2 separate regions of the Homo sapiens genome follow, and region 1 is linked to region 2. The links are chromatin loops, found by intact Hi-C in ENCODE. Cell type or tissue: endothelial cell of umbilical vein. All regions are shown on one strand. Each heading gives the region's core, and the rest is flanking DNA. Links, peaks and the distances in the headings are about the cores only.

The links. Peaks named below come from ENCODE experiments on the same cell type or tissue, not always from the same donor. Only the 100,000 strongest peaks of a DNase experiment are listed, where the experiment ranks them.
Region 1: it touches region 2 in a loop (4-fold over the local background); 16 of 110 quality-filtered maps call a loop at or near these places.

What each region holds. Positions count from the first base shown.
Region 1 is chr2:216,530,694-216,541,510 of GRCh38, reverse strand. No RefSeq gene overlaps it. Among named protein-coding and RNA genes, the nearest start is that of RPL37A, 37 kb to the right of the region's middle. RefSeq lists an enhancer at 1,612-1,701. In endothelial cell of umbilical vein, for the core only: no CTCF peak of the experiment used is centred there; DNase peaks (open chromatin) are centred at 1,340, 5,750 and 9,040; H3K27ac peaks cover 1,676 bases.
Region 2 is chr2:216,663,265-216,673,634 of GRCh38, reverse strand. It overlaps IGFBP2 (insulin like growth factor binding protein 2), which reads right to left. Exons shown (of 4, transcript NM_000597.3): 4 at 9,199-9,695. The coding sequence ends at 9,531. IGFBP5 (insulin like growth factor binding protein 5) reads left to right here. Exons shown (of 4, transcript NM_000599.4): 4 at 1-1,530. Among named protein-coding and RNA genes, the nearest start is that of IGFBP-AS1, 26 kb to the left of the region's middle. In endothelial cell of umbilical vein, for the core only: a CTCF peak has its summit at 6,829; a DNase peak (open chromatin) is centred at 6,854; H3K27me3 peaks cover 171 bases.

The DNA of each region.
Region 1 (10,817 bases), core at 1,255-9,254, 130 kb after region 2:
TTTGTGGTGTCCTAGTTCTTCCATGACAAGACTTCCAGAGTCTCCTCCTGTCTATCTGCTTTGCAGAAGTGGCTCCTGGAACTGTTCATGTCCAGGCATTTACTCCAGGGGACTCCTGGTCATTTTCAGGCATAGACACTGCATCTCCACGTCTGTCCTGCTGCTGCCCTTTCTCTTTCATCTGGGGGTCCTCCTGGACTTCTGGGAATGCCATCCCTCCCTGCCCCCATCGTATTCCCCCAAGGCGTCTGTGTCCTCTCACTTTCTTGTCTTCTACCCAAATTCCTAGCTCCCTAAGCCAGGTAAAAAAGCAGTTTAGTTCGACCTACACTGGCACTTTCTCAAAACCTCCCCTGCCTCTGGCACATTCCTTGTGTCTCGGCAGGACCCAGAGAGCTGGAGAATTCCTCTCCCTCCTTAGCGTGGGTCCCCGTGTTGGCATGCCAACAGCCCCAATATTTAAAGCAATCATGAAAATGAGCTCAGAGTCCCATGCCAGAGCCTTGAAAGGAATTAGGCTAAAAACAGGACAAAGGAAGAGGTGAGGCCAAACAGAAAATGCCATGAAAGGCACTGCCCAGCATGGCTGGATCCCAGAGCCCTCCTCTCTGGCTTCACTCACCTATAGCCAGGCACTGTGCTAGGCACTGGGGATGCAAAGTTGAATGAATCATCCCTGCCCTTGAGGAGCTCCCAGGCCAGCTGAGAAAGCTATACAAATGGACAATCACAGTACAGTATGGTAAGCACAGACAAGATGCCACCGAAGGCACAAGGGAGCCATCAAAGCAGAGGGTCCTGGCTGTGCCTGGGGTCCATGACGCATCTCCTAGAGCCTTGATCTAGGCCTTAGGACAGGCATTCACACAGGGACAAGGCAGAAGAGGTGCTTCCAGAGAAATGCAGATGCAAAGGCACAGAAGCATGAAACAGGATGAAGGAGGGAGAGAAAGTGCACAAGTGTGACTGCTTGGTAAACTTGGTAATGATCCAGCCTCTCCATTGGGCATGTTTATGTACATGTAATGTATGGAGAATGAAATTAGACTCAGCCTTATAATTGAAGATTTTTTAAAAATGTTAAACTAGATGGACACATGGATGCTTGTGTGTGCAAGGAAATTACTGGGCAGAATGCCTTTATCAGAAGGTGCCTGGAGTGCATGCCGAGCACGGATGTGTATAGCGAGAGGGTGACATAGCTATGTGCCCACAGCACCTTTCCTGTGATCAGTCCCGGGAGACTCCCTGCTGGAGGGGAGATGAGGTTTCCCCAGTCATTTGAGTGAAGGAAGAGAATCAGCTTGGCAGGCTGGGAGAGCTGGCAGTGCCCCAGACACCTGGCACAATGCAGGGGAAGGTGTCAAGGTCAAAAACGATGCCTGAGTGAGTTGTGACTAAGCGAGCCCCAGGGCTTCCTGGTTACCAAGAGGAGATGGGAGTGGTGGGCAGGCCCAGGGCCTCTCCTGCCACAGTGCTTTCAAATCCTCACAGCAGGCACAGAGAGTAGCTTTGGCTTGAGTCTTGGGGAGCTGGGCAGCCGCACTCAAGCCTCTTTTGGAAAGAAAGAAGTAAAATGAAAGTGACACAAGCAAAATGATCATCAGGTGCTATTAAAAGAAATTCGTTATGACTAAGACATCTGCAAATAATAATGGTGCTCATTTTCATCATCATCACCATCATTATCATCACCATTTTTATTTACTTAAGTGGTTCTAACATTTACTAAGCACTTATGAGCCAGGCTATATTAAACTTCACATGCACTTAACCTTCATAACAATCGGAAGAGATCAGTATTCTTGCTCACATGTTACTGAAGAGGAAATATCCCCTAGGAAGGCTATATTAAGGTTCAGGGTGCCCTAAAACCAGGCAGTGTGTATTTAAAAAGCAGAAAATGTTATGGGCTGAACTGTGTTTTCCCCCAAAAATTCTTATGTTGAAGTTCTAACCTCCAACACTTCAGAATGTGAATGTATTTAGAGATAGGGTCTTTAAAGAGGTGATTAAGTTAAAATGACATCATCAGGGTGGCTTTTAACCCACTATGACTGGTGTCCTTGAAAGAAGAGGGAATTTGGACACAGACATGTATAGAGGAAAAGACCATGTGAAGACACAGGGAGAAGACAGCCATCTATAAGGCAGGGAGGGAGGCCTCAGAAGAAACCAACCCTGCTGACACCTTGATCTCGGACTTCCAGCCTCCAGAACTGTGAGAAAATAAATTTCTGTTGTTCAGCCCCCAGTCCATGGTGCTTTATTATGGCAGCCCTCCCAAATAAATCGAGAGAGCAATGACCCAGGAGTACCTTAGAGAAACTAGGAGAAACAAGGCTGCAGGGACCGCATGGCACCCATGCAGGGGAGCTGACTGCCTGCACGCCTTTGCCTTGCCCTCAGCTGTAGGACACCTGAGGACCCCTTAGCATCCTCAGCTCAGCTCTGAGAGTGATAAGCCCCAGAAGGTTTGGAGTTGTACAACAACAGTGCAATTGATGGTGTCTTCCTTGACAAGATCAGGACTTGAAAGCAATAGGATTAAAAACTGGGGTTTAAAGAGATTAAAACACAAAACCTAAAACAAAGCAAAGCCAGCATAATCTTTCTACTCTATAGACCTTTAACCACCAAACCACTATGAGAAGTAGGGTCAAGGGGGTAGGCCAATATTTCCACCTGGCTTCAGAAGCAAAACCAGTGCCCAATAGGAGTTCACTTTCTCACACGAAATGGGCCAGAGCCCGGAGGATGAACCTCTGGGAGAGGCGTCATTAGGATGGGTCAGTAACTAGGTCAGCAGTCACTGTGTCTGGGTTCTCTTGGATTCCTCGAAGCAAGTTAATTATTAAAGGGAACAGGTGAAAATATAGTCTTGAGGTTTGATTAAACTAAAATTGGTCTAGTCAGAGAGTGGGGTGGGGAAGAGGGTTTCAAGAATTCCAATCGGCCCCCAATGATACTGCAGAGACCCAAGTTGCCTTGGAATCTGCAATCAATGCGGAAATCACCAGAAGTATAGAGGAGTGACGGCTCCGGGCTCCAGTGCAGCAGGGCCTAGAGAACGAGAAAGGCATCCTGAAACTTTAAAAAAGTTGCATCTCTGTGTTGACAGCAGACTTTAAAACAGGTACAGGCCACTAGGGCAAATAGAAGCCTGACCAAAGATGGGGAAAATAAGGAGGACTTTCTGGAGGAGGTGCTCTGGAAACTGGGCTCTGGAGGAGGAAGGAGATAGAGCTCAAAGGACAGAGGAAGGTGCTTTGTCCCATGGAAAGTATGAAAGAGAAACTCCAGTGGCTGGGTGCGGTGGCTCATGCTTGTAATCCCAGCACTTTGGGGGGCAGAGGTGGGTGGATCACCTGAGGTCAGGAGTTCGAGACCAGCCTGGCCAACATGGTGAAAACCCATCTCTACTAAATACACAAAAATTAGCCAGGCGTGGTGGCACTCACCTGTAATCCCAGCTACTCAGGAGGCTAAGGCAGAAGAATCGCTTGAACCTGGGAGGCGGAGGTTGCAGTGAGCCAAGATAACACCACTGTGCTCCAGCCTGGGTGGCAGAGCAAGACTCAGTCTCAAAAAAAAAAAAGAAAGAAAAGAAAGAGAAACTCTAAAGGTTCAGTGGACAGCAGAAAGTTCTCCATGAAGAGTTTAAAGCTAGAAGGGGAGTCCTGGGTAGCACCTAAAAGGCATGTGTGTTTGTGTGTGGGGATGTATGTGTGGTGTGTGTGTGTGTGCATACATGCAGGTATGATGTATGTATGTGTGGTATGTGTGCATGCATGTGTGTGGTGTGTGATGCATGTAATTTTGTATGTGCATGCATGTATATGGTGTGTGGTGTGTGATGTATGGTATGCATGTGGTATATGCTTATGTGTATGCATGTGTGTGCGTGCAGTGTGTGCATGTACAGGTGTGGCATGTGCATATGTGCACACGTGTGGTGCATGTGTGTGGTATGTGTGCACATATGTGATGTGTGGTGTGTGCACTTATGTGCACGCATGTGTGTGGTGCATATGTGGTGTGTGTGTGTGTGTGTGTGTGCTCATGCACACACATCCTGGGACTTTAATGGTAAGGATCATCTGGCCGAATATCTCTGGTGAGGAGAAAGCAGGTGGCCCAGGCCAGAGCTAACAATAGCAGGATTTAGGGAGAACTGGGCAAGTTTGTCAGGGGCCTCCTGAAGCAAACGAGGAGCCACAGTAAAGGGTCTTGAAAGAGGCCTGCTGGATTTTCAATCAGACCTGCAGTGTCAAGTTTCAGCTCAAGTGATATCCAAATGTCTCATATTTCTATTTTATCATTTCCATATTTTCAGTGAGCAGAGCTTACCATCTGCACAATGTTGAGCCAAAGAAATAAAAACCAAGAGGAAATTGCACTACAGTGCGGCATAATCAGTCTGATCCGCCTGGGATGTTAGTGGAGACATGTGTGTCTTCACTCATCTGAGTATTAATGTCCTGACTGTTTCTAAGCAGGAAGTTTCCCATTTGGCCAGGCTGAAAGGCAGCTCCAAAATGGAGCAGCAGTTTTCTGTTCTCCACGAGCTCCCCTCCCCTGCTCCTGAATCACGTCACTCCCCAGTCGCTGCAAATGATTCTCATGTGTTGACAGGTTACACAGTTCAAGACAAGACATCAGCAGGAGTCTGGGTTGCAGCAAGAACCAGATAGCAGAGCAGGGAAGCCATGTGAGCTGGCTATTAGGTGACAGGGGCAGGCAGTGATCTGCCCGCTCTTTCCAGCCTCTCCCTCCTGGGCCCTGCTGATGTGTCTGGTTGTCCTCTGCAGCCTAGTCCATGGCACATCTCAGAAAAGGCATGTCAACTCTTCAATCCTTCATTTCTTCATACGAAAAGCAGGCTCATAACACCTACCTTGTAAGGCAGTAGGGAAGAGTGCTATGTTTCATAGAAAAAGATGCTAACAGAGCATCCAGCACACACTATTACTTAAAACATGCTTCAAACATAACAATAATAGTACACACTTATATCATGCTTACTACATGCCATGAGTGGTTTTAAGCACTTGATATTTTATTTATGTGTGTGTGTGTGCACACATGAACCAATTTAATCCTCACAACCCTGTAAGGCAGATTCTACTGTTATCCCTGTCTTACAGAAGAAGAAACTAAGGCACAGAGAGGTTCTGTAACTTAACCATGGTCACAGAGCTAGTAGAGCCAGGATTCAAACTCAGGCAGTCTGGCTCCAGGGACTAGGTGTAGATAAATAAATGAATTAATTAAAAGTTGATGTGTTGGTGGATGGATGGGCAAAGAACATGGATTCCCATGAACTCCAGTAAGGAGCAAGTTATCTAAGCAGCACATTGACAAGTTAAAGGCTCGAAATTCTAATCCCAGCCCCCATCAAGTCCAGGAACTGCAGTTGTTTAATGTTGCTACAAAGTGGCATCACCTACTCCAAGCTAGAGGTGAAGGCTGCTTCCCTTACTGAGACAGGCTTAGTATGCCATAATTTGGAAGGTTATCACTGGAAAGCACTCAGGTTATCACCTAACTCCTAATTTTATGTTTGCAGGAACTGAGGCAAGAGAGGGAAAGTGACCAGCCTAGGGTCACACAGTGCCTGTTCAGACGCGTGCCACTTCTATGCCCAGCACTGTTTTTATGACATAATTTGGCATCTCCTTCACACTAGGAAAGCAGAATCCGGAAGTTGGGGGAGGAGTTATGGACAGAAAAGCAAGATTGAAGAGTGGAATACACTGCCTGGCAAATTGTTTTAAAATGAGAAGGTCATACTTTGTTGCAAGGAAGTTCCTGTTTATGTAAGTCTGGTGAAGTCATCAGACCTTTTGCCTCTCCCCCGCCCCTCCCTGAGGCATCCGGAGGTCCACGGAGGGAAAGGACACTGGTACGGAATGCACCCTACACTCCCACGCTGCTTGCTGTTCCCCCAACACGCCTGAGAGCATTCCACATTCCCACTGCAGCATATTTGCTCACGCTGTTCTGGGACTGAATCCTCCCATCCCTACTCCCATCCATGCCTGGAGTAAACCTCCCCAGGCTTCAGGGACAGCTCGAAAGCCCCCTCTGTGACTCTTTCCCAGCCGTCAGAGCCAGGATGGACTTCCTGAGCTCCAGGGGCACTTGAAGCCAGTGGGGAAAGTTCTGGCTCCTGCATCAGCCAGGTCTGGATCTCTGTTCTGATTCTCTGTTCTCTGCTCACTTAAGTGTGACCTTTGGCAAGGACCTTCATGATCTCCCTGTCTCCATTCTCCCACTTATCAAATGGGAATAATAACAGTCCCCTCCTCATGAGGTTATATAATAAGATCAACATATATAAAGAAAGCATTTAGTACAGTGCCTGGTACTTAGTAAATGGGAGACATGATTGCCACTCTTGGAGGTCTTATTCCACATGCTTTTTTGATTTATGGTTGTTTGGATTTGTATCTTATGTCCCCTTCTAGAGAGATACCTATCTTTTGGCAGGAACTGTGTCAAGTTCAACTTTCCAATCCTGCTGCACTCTGAGCCTTGTGCAAAGTTGTGCTTTGTGAGCATGTGTTAAGTTGAAGTGAATTGGAACAAAAAAGATGAGTTAATTGTGGCAAAAAGCAGGGCGTTATAGTTTTTGTAAAAAGCCTATGATGACTGCCTTTATAAATAGACTTCAGAGGTTCTGGGTAGATGTGCAGAGTAGAATATTGCTTTCAGCTCTCATTACTAGTGTTCTTAAGGATGAGGTTGAGAGAAGCAATAATAATAACATCCTCCTATCAAGGACTTCAAATGGTCCATGTTAGGTTCTTTGTAACTTCACTTATTGCCCACTAACAACCTCTAAGGTAGACGTTATTATCCCTATATATGGATAGGAAATTGTCCCTATATATGGATAGATTCAGAGAGATTAAGTCACCCAACAAGGTTGGAGAGCAAGCATAGAGCTGAGGCCGGGTTTGAATCCAAGCCTGTCTGACTCCCAAGGCCATGCTGTACCCTGAACAGGTCTGCAGACCGCCTTCTGCCATCTGACCTAGGGCTTGTTTTGGTATGGCCATCAAGCCAAGGTGGGTTTTTACACTTCTAAATAGTTGAAAAAAATGAAAAGATTAATATTTTGTGACACATGAAAGTTATATGGAATTTAAATTTTAGTGTCCATAAATAAAGTTCTACTGGAACACAGCCACATCTGTTCATCTATACATTATATAATGTATAGTCCTGCCAACTATACATTGGCTGCTATAACAGAAGTGTTGAAATATTTGCAGGAGACACTGCATGCCCCTTAAAGCCTATATTCCCTATCTAATTTTTTCAGAAAAAGTTTGCTAGCCCCTGCTCTAGGTCATACTGACTCTTACAGACAAACTTAATGCAAAGAAAACTGCCCTTTCCATAAAAGTCATGCTACAAAAAGGGCACCCATCTCTGCAGCAATAAATCTTGGTCTCCAGATTCTGACTTGCCTTTATGCGTGCTGAGCCGCCTTGGTTCTTGCTTTCATCCAGCTCGCAATATGATGTGAAATGAGAGCAGCCACCAGACTCTGCCGGGCAGAGACAACAGGCCACAGCAAGCCTGGAAGCAAAGGGAAAGGAATTTAGAGCCAGAAGTCAGCTCAGCTTCATTAATGCCTTCACCCCCTTGATTCAGGGTTTCCTGCCGCATCTTGTTCAGCTGTGAACGTGCCCAGGCCCCAAGCAGGGGCAGGAGGCTGGAAATGATGAAAGCACAGGGGCTTCAGGCTCCCTGATTCTTTATCCAGTCTCCACCCTGACCACTGGGCAGAGGCCTGGCTCAGCATATCTCTCCCTGGGAAGCCTCAGGCAATCCCTCTCCCTGAAGAGTACTCAGTCTGAATGTAGAATGAGCGCTTGGCCCAGCTGTTCCATCGCCCATCTGCCTCACTCACCTGTTTTCCTTCTCCTTCACACTGCACAAACACCTTTTGCCCCTCCATTGTCTCCCTATGGGGTGAGCTTTGTGGCATTCCTTCATCCAGCAAGGGCTTTTGAACACCTGTTGTGTGTCCAGTTTTGTAGAGACACAAAGGAAGTAAAAGTAACCCAGGAGGTTTCTATTTGTTTCAGGATACCAGGTATACACATGGGAAGCCACAGAATGATCCTTGAAGAAATGCTGAGCACCAGTTATGTGCTTGGTATGCTCCAGGTGCCTTCATAACCATGCTTTTGCTTAAGCCATAAAACACACCTGTGGCCCAGGCATCCTTATGCCCATTTTACAGATAAGAAAACTGAGAATCTGAGAGATTGCCTGGAGATCAGATGGCTGTTAAGGGATGGAGCTAGGCTTTCAATTCAGGTCTCACTGGTCCAAAATGCATGCATCTTTGAAAAACTGGGCTGCTCCCTCTACCAGGATGTCATTGGGTGCCTCGGGGTTACAGGATGGGGATTTTAAGACAAATTTCTTAGGGAAAACAATCTTAAGTCCTTACACCGCAGCAGAAAGCACACTGGAACACCAATAAAGAGATTCTAGACACAGCCTGGCCGATCCTATAGTTAAAAAAAAAAAATTCTTCTAGACCCAACTCTTCCTTTAATGAGTTATATGAGTTATATGTCTCTGGGTATGATTTCTTCCCTTCCCTGGGTCTTAGTTTCCACATCTGTAAAACTAGATAGTCTGGACAAAGTGATCTCAAAGCATCGCCCACCTTCACTGCTTCTCTCTGTTCCTGCTGCTTCACAAATACAGTGCTTGGGCACAGGATTCAAAGTTCAGCTCTGGCCGTGAGTCACAAAACTCAATCCAGGTGCTTCCATCTGAATCTTGGAAAGACAAAAAAAAAAAAAAAAAAAAAAGCCCTAATAAAACTGATAGTCTGGCTATCTGGGTTCAAACCACAAAACTAAATTTTAAAAAAATAGAGGCAAAAGATATTATATAGCTGCTATATTCCTTTCTAAATTCCTTCCTGCTTGGTTTTCATGGAACTGTTTCCAAGAATAAATCAGGCTTCTGTTGCATTTGCATTGCTGGAGCCTCCTGAAGCAGGAGATAAGAGGCAGCAATGTCAAAAAGGAAACTGGGTGGTAGGGTGGGAGGTGGTGGCAGAAGGAGGCCTAAAGCTTGAAGGACAGGAAGGATTTAAACAAAGTGAGGACAAATCTTAAAAAACAAACAAACAAAAAGAGTAAAACCCCAAAGGCTTTTGGGGAAACTGTGAGGCGACCAGTTAGTTTTAATAGGAATTATCAGGGAATTAAGGAGAGACTAGAAATATAGGCAATCTTAAATGCTTTCAGCAAATTAAAAATGTGACTTAACATCCCAGTAGCTATAAGTACACTTAGCATCCAGATCTTGGTTTCTAGTAACACTGTCCAATATAAAAAGAACTAGCGTTCTTTGAAGAAATGTCTGATTCTAGTAGGACTGTAGCAAGAAATATACAAAATGAGTTTGGAATATCTTGAAATACCAGAAAATAAAGAAGTGATCAACAACGAATTTTTTAAAAAACCTACAATACAGCTGGGCACGGTGGCACATGCCTGTAATCCCAGCACTTTGGGAGGCCAAGGTGGGAAGACCACTTGAGCCCAGGAGTTCAAGATCTGCTGGGCAACATAGCAAGACCACACTAAATTATGTATAATTCTCCCCCTGCAATTTTCTTTTTTCTTTTTCTTTTCTTTGTTTTTGTTTTTGAGACAGGGTCTCACTCTGTTACCCAGGCTGGAGGGCAGTGACTCAATCTCAGCTCACTGCAACATCTGCCTCCTAAGCTCAAGCAATCTTCCCACCTCAGCCTCCCAAGTAGCTGGTACTATAGGGATGTGCCACCACGCCCGGCTAATTTTTTTGTATTTTGGGTAGAGACAAGGTTTTGTCATGTTGCCCAGGCTGGTCTCAAATTCCTGGTCTCAAGCGATCCATCTTCTTTGGCCTCCCAAAGTGCTGGGATTACAGGCATAAGCCACCATGCCCGGCCCCCAATTTTTTTTTAATTAGCCAGGTGCGGTGGTGCATGCCTGTAGTCCCAGCTACTCAGGAGGCTGAGGAAGGAGGGTTCACTTGAGCACAGGAGTTTGAGGTTGCAGTGAGCTATGATTGTGCCACTGCATTTCAGCCTGGGCAACAGATGTATGCTGTCTTAAAAAACAAAACAAAATGGGCCGGGCGCTGTGGCTCACGCCTATAATCCCAACACTTTGGGAGACCGAGGCGGGCGGATCATGATGTCAGGAGATCGAGACCATCCTGGCTAACACGGTGAAACCCCTTCTCTACTAAAAACACAAAAAATTAGCCAGGCGTGGTGGCAGGCGCCTGTAGTCCCAGCTATTCCGGAGGCTGAGGCAGGAGAATGGCATGAACCCAGGAGGCGGAGCTTGCAGTGAGCCAAGATCGAGCCACTGCACTCCAGCCTGGGCGACAGAGCGAGACTCTGCCTCAAAAAAAAAAAAATCGTACCATAATGGGGATATGTCAAAGGGATGCAGGAGCCAACTGAAAGAGCTACCAATGAACAAAGCTGGAAAAAATTAAGCAATAAAATGAAGTAGTGTTGATTTGTAACCCAAAAATAATGTAAAATAAATATCCATACTGATATAAGTAACTGAATAAATGGAAAGAGAAAAAAAAATCCTATAGGAGAATCCTAAATAATTGATGTAGATATTGTACCCTCCAGAAGAGGGAACATAACTCTCCATTCCTTACATGTGGGCTGGGCAGAGTGACTTCCTTCTAAAGAGTAGGAAAGTGGGGAAAGAGTACCTTAACAGTGGAGAAACCAGATAAACACTGCTGAACCAGGTGATCAAGGT
Region 2 (10,370 bases), core at 2,371-10,370:
GACTCCGGACTATCCATGGCTCCGAATCTAAGTGCTGCCCACTCCCATGCTCACACCCACAGAAGGTCTTCCCATCCCCTTTAGATTCGTGCCTCACTCCACCAGTGAGGAAGATGCCTCTGTCTTTCCCACGACTGCCAGGAGATAGGGAAGCCCAGCCAGGACTGACCCTCCTTCCTCCAGCCTGCCCTGACCCACCTGGCAAAGCAGGGCACATGGGGAGGAAGAGACTGGAACCTTTCTTTGACAGCCAGGCCTAGACAGACAGGCCTGGGGACACTGGCCCCATGAGGGGAGGAAGGCAGGCGCACGAGGTCCAGGGAGGCCCTTTTCTGATCATGCCCCTTCTCTCCCACCCCATCTCCCCACCACCACCTCTGTGGCCTCCATGGTACCCCCACAGGGCTGGCCTCCCCTAGAGGGTGGGCCTCAACCACCTGCTCCCGCCACGCACCGGTTAGTGAGACAGGGCTGCCACGGCAACCGCCAAGCCCCCCTCAAGGTGGGACAGTACCCCGGACCCATCCACTCACTCCTGAGAGGGCTCCGGCCCAGAATGGGAACCTCAGAGAAGAGCTCTAAGGAGAAGAAACCCCATAGCGTCAGAGAGGATATGTCTGGCTTCCAAGAGAAAGGAGGCTCCGTTTTGCAAAGTGGAGGAGGGACGAGGGACAGGGGTTTCACCAGCCAGCAACCTGGGCCTTGTACTGTCTGTGTTTTTAAAACCACTAAAGTGCAAGAATTACATTGCACTGTTTCTCCACTTTTTATTTTCTCTTAGGCTTTTGTTTCTATTTCAAACATACTTTCTTGGTTTTCTAATGGAGTATATAGTTTAGTCATTTCACAGACTCTGGCCTCCTCTCCTGAAATCCTTTTGGATGGGGAAAGGGAAGGTGGGGAGGGTCCGAGGGGAAGGGGACCCCAGCTTCCCTGTGCCCGCTCACCCCACTCCACCAGTCCCCGGTCGCCAGCCGGAGTCTCCTCTCTACCGCCACTGTCACACCGTAGCCCACATGGATAGCACAGTTGTCAGACAAGATTCCTTCAGATTCCGAGTTGCCTACCGGTTGTTTTCGTTGTTGTTGTTGTTGTTTTTCTTTTTCTTTTTTTTTTTGAAGACAGCAATAACCACAGTACATATTACTGTAGTTCTCTATAGTTTTACATACATTCATACCATAACTCTGTTCTCTCCTCTTTTTTGTTTTCAACTTTAAAAACAAAAATAAACGATGATAATCTTTACTGGTGAAAAGGATGGAAAAATAAATCAACAAATGCAACCAGTTTGTGAGAAAAAAAAAAAAAAGCCGAAAAAAAAAAAAAAAACACCTGAATGCGGAAGAGCTCGGCTCCCGTTTAGCATTTTGTACTTAAGGAAATAAAAAACCAACAAAGGATCTCACATTTTCTTAAAAAGTGAAGATTGCTGTATACTATTTATTCAACTTATAATTTATGTTACTCCTTGATCTTTGTCTTTTGTCATGACAAAGCATTTATTTAATAAAGTTATGCATTCAGTTAGCCTGCGTCGGCTTCCTCCGAGGGCTCAGGGAAGGCAGGCAGAGGGAGAGGCAAGTCCCTGATTCTCCTCAGGCCACAGCCGAGAGGGGATGGAGAAAGGCCCCCGGTGGGATCAGGGCTGAGCGGCCACATGGTCCAGAGAGAACCCCTCATCCCCCAAGACAAGCACTCCCACTGGAGCTCCAGCGGCCCCTTCCCCATCTGTTGGAAAGCCACCACAGTCGTGGAACCCAAGGCAACCTACATAACCTCCTCAGGCCTCCATTTCCTTGTGGGTAAAACCTCATGGAGCTGCTGTGAGGATTCAACCAGTTAATGTCCCCAAAGCCCTGAGAACTGGGAATATTCAGCACCTGTTCCCCTACTGTTCTATTAATGATTATTACCATCTTTTCATCTCAGCCCTTGCTATGAAGTAAAGTGGCCTTCATCCACCCTTAGACAAATGAGAAGTTTCTGCTCCTTGGAGAAGATTTTAAGGAAGCCATTTCTAGAATGTTCCTTATTCCCTCCTCCCACTGCCTTGTAAGCTCATAACTCCTGGGAACCTCTGGCCAAGATAAAGTCTCCCTCTGGTTCCTACCCAACCTCCACCGCTGTCTGTGCCCAGTGAAGAGGAAAACCCAAGATGGCACCCCTGATGTCAACCCCTGGGCACTGAAGAGCACAGTTCTTACACCCTCCGACCTTCTGCCGCCTCACTGTGTTGCTTTCCTCCCTCCTAGGCCCCTTCGTCCCCAGGCTCTTCCCCTACGGCCCCTCCTGTGTTTCACAGAGCTGCACAGCACACTGCCCCTTAGGCACCCCACTGACCGCACACCCCAGAGTCTCAGGCCCAGGAGCAGAGCAGGGAGACAGAAGCGGTGGCATCCTCACTCTGCTCAGCTCAATGGCTGAGGCCACCAGGAAGCCATGTGTCCCGTCCTGTCCTAGTCACGGGGCAAGAGGAGTCACTGGGGCGTCCCTGCCTTGCCGATGGCCTGATTCGTCACCAGGCACACCTCCTTCTGGGGTGGCTGAGCCGCTTCCCTGACACCTGTGAGCACCAGGTCCCTCAAGTTCACAGAGTAATCTATCCAGCCAAAGAGCACAGGATTCGGATGCCTGTCACTCAGCCTGCCCTGCAGTCACCTGGGTAGCCAGGGAGGCTCCCACATGGCTCTCTCAGGCTACCGGGGCCCAGCAGTGGAGGTAGAGGAGGAGGAGGTGGAGGATGCATTAGGAGGTGCACAGAGGGAAAAGGCACCTTCTCTGCTTTCCTTTCCAGAGGTGCCTCAAGTCGGGGGACAGGAAAAGGAACTACGGGAAGGCCTCCCACGTGGCACCTCCTGCCCCCAGAGTGTCTCCTGGCTTATCCGGGGGAAGCTGCTCACCCTACCATTGCAGGCACACTGCCTGGAGCAGGTGCCAGCTGGGATCCTTCTCCCCAGTGCTCCTCCCCAGAGGCTCTCACGCCCGCCCCCCACACAACTGTATCCCCCACCACTGTGGTCCTTTCCTCCCCTTTCATCTCCTCCGACCCATATAACCCACATCTGTGAATCCCTGCTCACAGCCCGTGACCACCGATGATTCCGGCTCTGGACGGACTACTCCACTCCTGTCTCCCCACCACCCTGTACTGCCCGTGCTCAGTGGGACAACCCATACAGCCCCTTAGCGATAGCACCATTCCCCTGGGGTCCCCGCGGTTCAGCAGCCCAGAAACTGTGTCTCCCACCCTCTCCCCAGTGGTATGCTGCTGGTCCAAGCTCTGCCACACACCATCTGCCTTCCCCTCCATCCACTTAAGCCACACTCTGAGCCATGGGACCCCCAAGATTCCACATCTAAAATCTGAAAACCCCACTCTCCCACTCTAATCGTAGTCTACTATGAGAGTGAGAAGAATGAGGCAAGAGAGCAGAGACGATTTTACGACAGAGAGCCTTTGCTCACCCCGCTTGAGTTTTCAATCCATCAGCCCTCTCTGGCTCTGATGCTTTGCCTAAGGAGACCGAAGCCCATAGCTCCATGCTTGGCATCAGCTTGTCTGGGGCTCCCCTGCCCTGCAGCACCTCAGCCCTGTCCAGTCAGCACTGTCCCTCCTGCATGGCACTGCTGAGCCCCACAGGGAAAAGTGCCACTATTGAGTGAGCTGACATCACACCAGAATCCCCAGGCTCCGAGGGCCCCACATCCTGCCTGGGAAACTTATTAGGGGCCCCTAATCGGATTATTTCCCCCACATTACCCTCATTTCTCCAATGCATGGTACCACCTTCCCTCACTCCTAGCAAACACCCTTACCTTCTCCCTATCAGAGAAAACCAAGGCCAGCAGGTGAGAACCTTCCCATCTCCCCATCCCAACCCCTACAAAGCTATCCACAAAACCGCCCGCCACACTCTTGTCTCCTCCCCTGCCAGTCCTCCTCTGTTCCCAAAACAGCCCCTTCCTGCACGCTCCCCACCTGCTTGTCGGCCCCCCACGCATCAACCATCCCATCTCCCTCTGTGTTGGTGACAGAGGAAATGGGGAGGACGGAATAGAGAGGAACCGCGGCCTGCAGACAGAACTGATGGACCTTGCTCAAGAATTGACATCAGGATGAGAATGAGGGAAAGTCAGGGATGTCTTCTCCACCCAGTGTCCCTCAAGCAACTCAAATACAATGTGTTCCACGTTGAACTCATCCTGTAAGCTCAGGCTCTTGGCCTCTCTTATGATTTTATCTAATGCTTTACAAAGTACAAGTTCAATAACAACACAATTTGAACTCATCATCTTCCCCACTAAGCCATCCCTCTTCCTTCTCTTAATCCTTCTTTAGCCCCCTCCTCTTATTCCCCATTCCTCCTCCTCCTCCTGTTTGCTGTCTCAGAGAATGGCACTGCATCCACCCAGCTGTCCAAGCCCAACCCCCGGCCTCAGTCCTGACTCTTCATTTACCCCTTCCATCCAATAAGCCACCAGGTGCTAGGAATCAGTGACCTCATGGACCACCCTCACCCTCGGCCCTTCTCTCCATCTCCCCAGCCCTGGTTCATTCAGATCATGCTCACTTCTACCCTGGATCCTTGCAATTCCTGCTGCAGGGATGTTCCACCCAATCCCACACCATGTATTGTCCTCCACGCTGGACATCACAGTTGCAGTTCATGTTTTTTTGTTTTGTTTTGTTTTGTTTTTGAGATGGAGTTTTGCGCTGGGATGCCATGGTGCAATCTCAGTTCACAGCAACTTCCGCTTCCCGGGTTCAAGCAATTCTCCTGCCTCAGCCTCCAGAGTAGCTGGGATTACAGGCGAGCGCCCCCATGCCCAGCTAATTTTGTAATTTTAGTAGAGATGGGGTTCCACCATGTTGGTCAGGCTGGTCTTGAACTCCTGACCTCAGGTGATCCACCCGTCTTGGCCTCCCAAAGTGCTGGGATTATAGGCATGACCCACTGTGCCTGGCCCAGTTCACTTTCTAAACACCAAACCAATCATGCCCATCCTCTGCCTAACTTCTTTCCTTGGTACTTAACTTTTGGTCCAGAGTTCAAATCCCTCAGCAACACACCCCAAGTCGTTCCTGATGTGCCCTGGCTTCCTCTTCCTCTCGTTCCTCTTCCACCTGCCGCCTCCCTTCACCACATGTATCCCCAACCATGCGCCGGTGTCCAGGCTCATTGTCCAGCTCGTGACTTAAAGGTTTTGCCGGCCAGGCATGGTGATGCACTCCTGTAATCCCAGCATTTTAGGAGGCCAAAGTGGGAGGATCACTTGAGTCCAGGAGTTCAAGACCAGCCTGGGCAACATAGTGAGATCGCTGTCTCTACAAAATAAAAATTAGCCAGGCATGGTGGTGCACACCTGTAGTCCTAGCTACTTGGGAGGATGAGGTAGGTGGGAGGATTGCTTGATCCCAGGAGCTCAAAGCTGCAGTGAGCTATGATCATGCCACTGCACTCTAGCCTGGGCAACAGAGTAAGACACTGTCTCTAAAAATAAATAAATACAGACATAAAAATAAGATAAAGTCTCTGCGCATGCTGCTCCCTCTGTCTGAACCCCAGCCCCCAACACCCGCACCTGCACATACATGCATGCATGAGGCACGTACATCCTCCCGCTCCTCTCCCCAATCTCAGCTTCTTCCTTCCAACTCTGCCTTCACCCTCTCTGAGACACCTTCCCTGACACCAGACTTAACTATTTCTCCTAACTTGCCCAACATCCCCTACTGGAGGGGTACCGCCATCCATGGAGGGCCATCTTTGGGTGTCGGGGCTGTTTCCTTCCACAAGAATCTCAGCCCTTCAGGACAAAGGCTGTAATCTTCTTCATCTTCATCATCTTCATAGCCTGACATCCTAATACCGAGCCTGGGATATAGTGAGAGCTATTTTTTTTTTCTTTTTTTTATGACGGAGTCTCACTCTGTTGCCCAGGCTCGTGCAATCTCAGCTCACTGCAACCTCCACCTCCCAGGTTCAAGTGATTCTCCTGCCTCAGCCTCCCAAGTAGCTGGGATTACAGGCACCCGCCACCGAGTCCGGCTAATTTTTGTATTTTTTAGTAGAGACGGGGTTTCACCACGTTGGCCAGGCTGGTCTTGAACTCCTGACCTCGGTTGATCCACCCGCCTTGGCCTCCCAAAGTGCCAGGATTACAGGCGTAAGCCACCATGCAAGGCCGAGAGCTACATTTAGGCAGCACTTACCGTGTGACAGAAATGATTTTATATTCTCAAAGCAAGTCTTTTAAGATAGAAACTATCCCAATATTTAAAGAGGAAGTAAATGAGATTCACAGAGGTTAGAAATATGTCCAAAGGCACATAACTCAAGAGTCTGATTCTGTTCAAAGACTACCTCACCTCCATGGTTACGCTTTTAACCACCACATCTTATTATGTAGTTAGTATTCAAGACACATCAAACAGATTCAGGGATGACAGTGGTGACTGTCCAAATGTAGAGAGCATAAGAAGAGGGATAGCCCCGTGGGCATGACCCATGCAGTCATACAAGGCTGACACTTAGTTTAATGTTCTGCTATTTCTGTCTTGACATTCTTAATAATTTCTGAATAAGGGACTCCATATTTTTATTTTGCCCTGGATCCTATAAATGAAGTCAACCAGTCCTCCATAAGAACCACACAGGAAGCAAGTTTCAATGCAGACTCCCAGGCCCCTCCCCGAGCTTCTAACTCAGGGGATCTGGGATAGGGCCAGTGGTAACAACGTCTCCAGCTGACTCCTTCTGGACCACTCCTCTTCAATGCAACAGACTCTCCAAGGGCCCGATGTAGGCTCAGCTGCAGTTCTGCATGCTGCCACACAGTGGCAGTATAGCCCCGGTGTTTGCTTAACGTTCAAAGAGGCACAGTTAGTTCCAGGTGAGAGATGTGCTTGACATCTTCAAGATCCCTGCCCAGCCAGCCATCTTCCCACGTGGATGCAATGATGCTTCCTCTCGGCAAAGGTTTCTAGGTTGCACTGCACATCAGTGAGTGTGGTTCCTGCAGCTAGAGCCACAGCGGAGGTGCTGCTCACCCACTCACCCATAAAAGCTACCTCTTCAGAGGGTTGGGTACAAGAGCACTAAGGGTAATGGAGGGGAAATGGGCAAGGAGATTGTGGCATCCTCAGAAGCCCTCTGGAAAAGTTCAAAGAATGGACAAGGTGGCAGCCCTGGGGCGTGAGGTCTGGCAAACACCTGACCCAACAATGGCCCCATAGTAACCCCTCCCGTTTTATACAGTCCTAGTTTTCAAAGCACCTTCACATCTAGTCTCACACTAATACCACCCTGCTATTTGAGGCTGATAACATCCCCAATAGACAGATGAGGAAAACAGGCTCAGAGAAGGTGGACAGCATAGCCCCAGGCAATGGAAAACGAAGTGGTGGGAAAGGATCCAAGCCCAGGTGTCCTGACTCCGGCCTTTTTCTTGCCTTATCCCTCCCTGGTTCACAATCACCATGGAACCTAAGAAAGGAAAAAGACCCTGCCTGGGCTCCATGGCAAACCAGTTACATCAGAATGTCTGAAGCTGAGGTACTGGCATCAGTTTTTGTTTTAAGTGCCGCCGTCGAGTCAAATGTTCACCGAGGTTGAGAAACACCAGGCTTCCCAGGAGGGCAGGCACGGGCTGCTCCACCCAGGGATAGCAGCTCCACCTGGGGACAGCAGCCCCGGGGCTGACTGCTCTTTGCAGCAACTCAGAGGGCAGGGGGAAGGGCCAGCTGCAGCACGCATGCGCCGAATGAAAGACAATCAGACCCCATGCAGGGACTGCTGAGCTTCAAGCTCCAGGTCCATCCAGTGCCCAGAGCCCTCTAGGCCCTCTCCAAGCGTCTCACCTGCTTCCATCCACGGGGCCAGTATAACTCAGGGGTGGGTGGCTGCCACACGCTGGAGTTAGGGGTCCCCAGACCCAGGGCAGGAGAGTTTGGGCACTTCTAGTTACACTTTTCCTCATCTGTAAAGTGTAACTAACAATAGTGCCTGTTTCACGGATGCACAAGGATCCGCTGAATGAATACTTTTGGGGCTGTGGCCAAGTGCTGGCCTTGGCCCGGTGCAGCCTAGAACACACCCTCCTGGCATGGCTCCATCTATTCTTGGGGATCTGGTTTTCCTGCACTCCAAGAAAGCTCATCTTGTGCCATTTCCAAAAGCTGTCTTGCATTCCAGCTACACTTATGTCACACCTGGTAAAGGGCCCGCCATCCCTCCGCCTCCCTACACTCACCAGATGGAAGGTCTGGAAGGTAGTGGATTGGGCCAGGCCCCTAGGGAGCCCCTCCTCTGTGGGAAGGGATCAGACTCCAGCCACAGGAGAGGGGAGTGACAGGAGAGGCCAGGCCCTGGGCCACGTACCGAGGAAGGTTAGGGGGGCAGGGACTGTGGGCCTCAAATGGTGAGCTTTCTCCCCCCATGGCCCATTGCAAAGGCAGGGGTCGGGGTGCATAAGCCCCCTGGAATTCACTGGAGTTGAGAGGCCAGCAGAACAGAATGGCAGATGTAGGTGAGCTCTGATGTGGAACTCTGCTAAGAAAGGCCACATTCTGTGCCTCCTTCCACAGTCCCTCAGCCTGCACACCTTGACACACTCATAGCCCTTTGTTTCAATTGATATTTGCTGGTCTGGACACCAAATCCCTTGGGCCCCTTAGAGAGCAGCATCTGAATTCTCAGTGGTGTCATCCTTATGAATAAGCCAGTTAACCACAGCCCTACTCCCTTTCTTTGGGGGCTGAGTGGAAATGTCTCACCCTGGGCAGGAGGGAGCCTCCTTTATTTCAGGGGCCAGACAACCCCAATCCCAACGTTTCCTGTTCCTTATCTCCCACTGCAGTGTTATCTGAATGTGCGAGGGAGGAAGCCGGACCCACGCTCCACATCTCCCCATCCCCAGCCCGTGACTCATCCTGCCCCTGTACAGCGCCAGGCAGGGGCCACATGGGGGCAGAAGCCTCACCTGGGAGTCCTGGGGCTGCACTGGAGGGTTTGATCTGGATTCAGGAGGTTCCCATTCCTTCTTATTGCCATTTCATGAATGGGAAACGGAAACGGCCTTTCCCATTTTCCTAGGAGCCAGGGGCAAAGCTGGATGATGGCGGGTAGGCCAACCTAGGCCAGGCTCTGCATCTCTCCCTGGAAGACCCCAAAGACTCAGGCAAAAGACACACACTTTACTTTTCCTTCCTTTAATCTTATGCAAAAGGGACACAGGGGTTCAAAAATAAAAATTTCTCTTCCCCCTCCCCAAACCTGTACCCCAGCTCCCCGACCACAACCCCCTTCCTCCCCCGGGGAAAGCAAGAAGGAGCAGGTGTGGCATCTGCAGCTGGGAAGAGAGAGGCCGGGGAGGTGCCGAGCTCGGTGCTGGTCTCTTTCCAAATATAAATACGTGTGTCAGAACTGGAAAATCCTCCAGCACCCACCACCCAAGCACTCTCCGTTTTCTGCCGGTGTTTGGAGAGGGGCGGGGGGCAGGGGCGCCAGGCACCGGCTGGCTGCGGTCTACTGCATCCGCTGGGTGTGCACCCCGCGAGCCTCCTGCTGCTCATTGTAGAAGAGATGACACTCGGGGTCCCCCCGGATGGTGGGGGCTCCCTGGATCAGCTTCCCGGTGTTGGGGTTCACACACCAGCACTCCCCACGCTGCCCGTTCAGAGACATCTTGCACTGGGGAGAGAGGAGAAGAGCATGGAGGAGCCCGCAGCCAGCAACTTTCCTTCTGTCCCTCAACCCGGCGTCCACTGAGCAGCCACCCCTTGCAGCTACCCATGCGCTGCCGGGTGGAGCTTCGCAACTTCAAATATGCGCCAGGAAACCTTGATAAAATGCAGATTCCCATGCAGTAGGTCCCTGGAGAGCTGGAAATTCTGCATCGCTAGCGAGCTCCAACGTGATGCTGATGCTGCCCGCCCAGGGACCCCTCTGATTAGCAAGGCCATTCAGGACACCCGAAGATGAAAAGACTCAGTCCCCAGCCTCAAAGAGGTCCCATCCAGTGGGGGGGACCCAGCATACTGAAGCTTAGTCATAGCGTCAGGTGTAAAACCTCATGTTGCAATCAAAATCAGTGTGTGCCAGGCACTGTGTGTGCAAGACACACTGCTAGTTCAGTTTCTAACAAATATAGTCATTTAATCCTCACAACCACTTTGTGAATTAGATGCCATTATTATCCCTGGTTTACAGATGATAAAACTGAAGCACAGATGGGCTAAGCAACTTGCCCAAGGTCACACAGCTGGTAAGAAGCACAGCTGAGATGGAAGCCAGGCATTCCCACTCCAAGGTCTCTGTTTTATGCATAAGCTAACTACTCCTGCAAATCACTTTAGTTACCCAAAG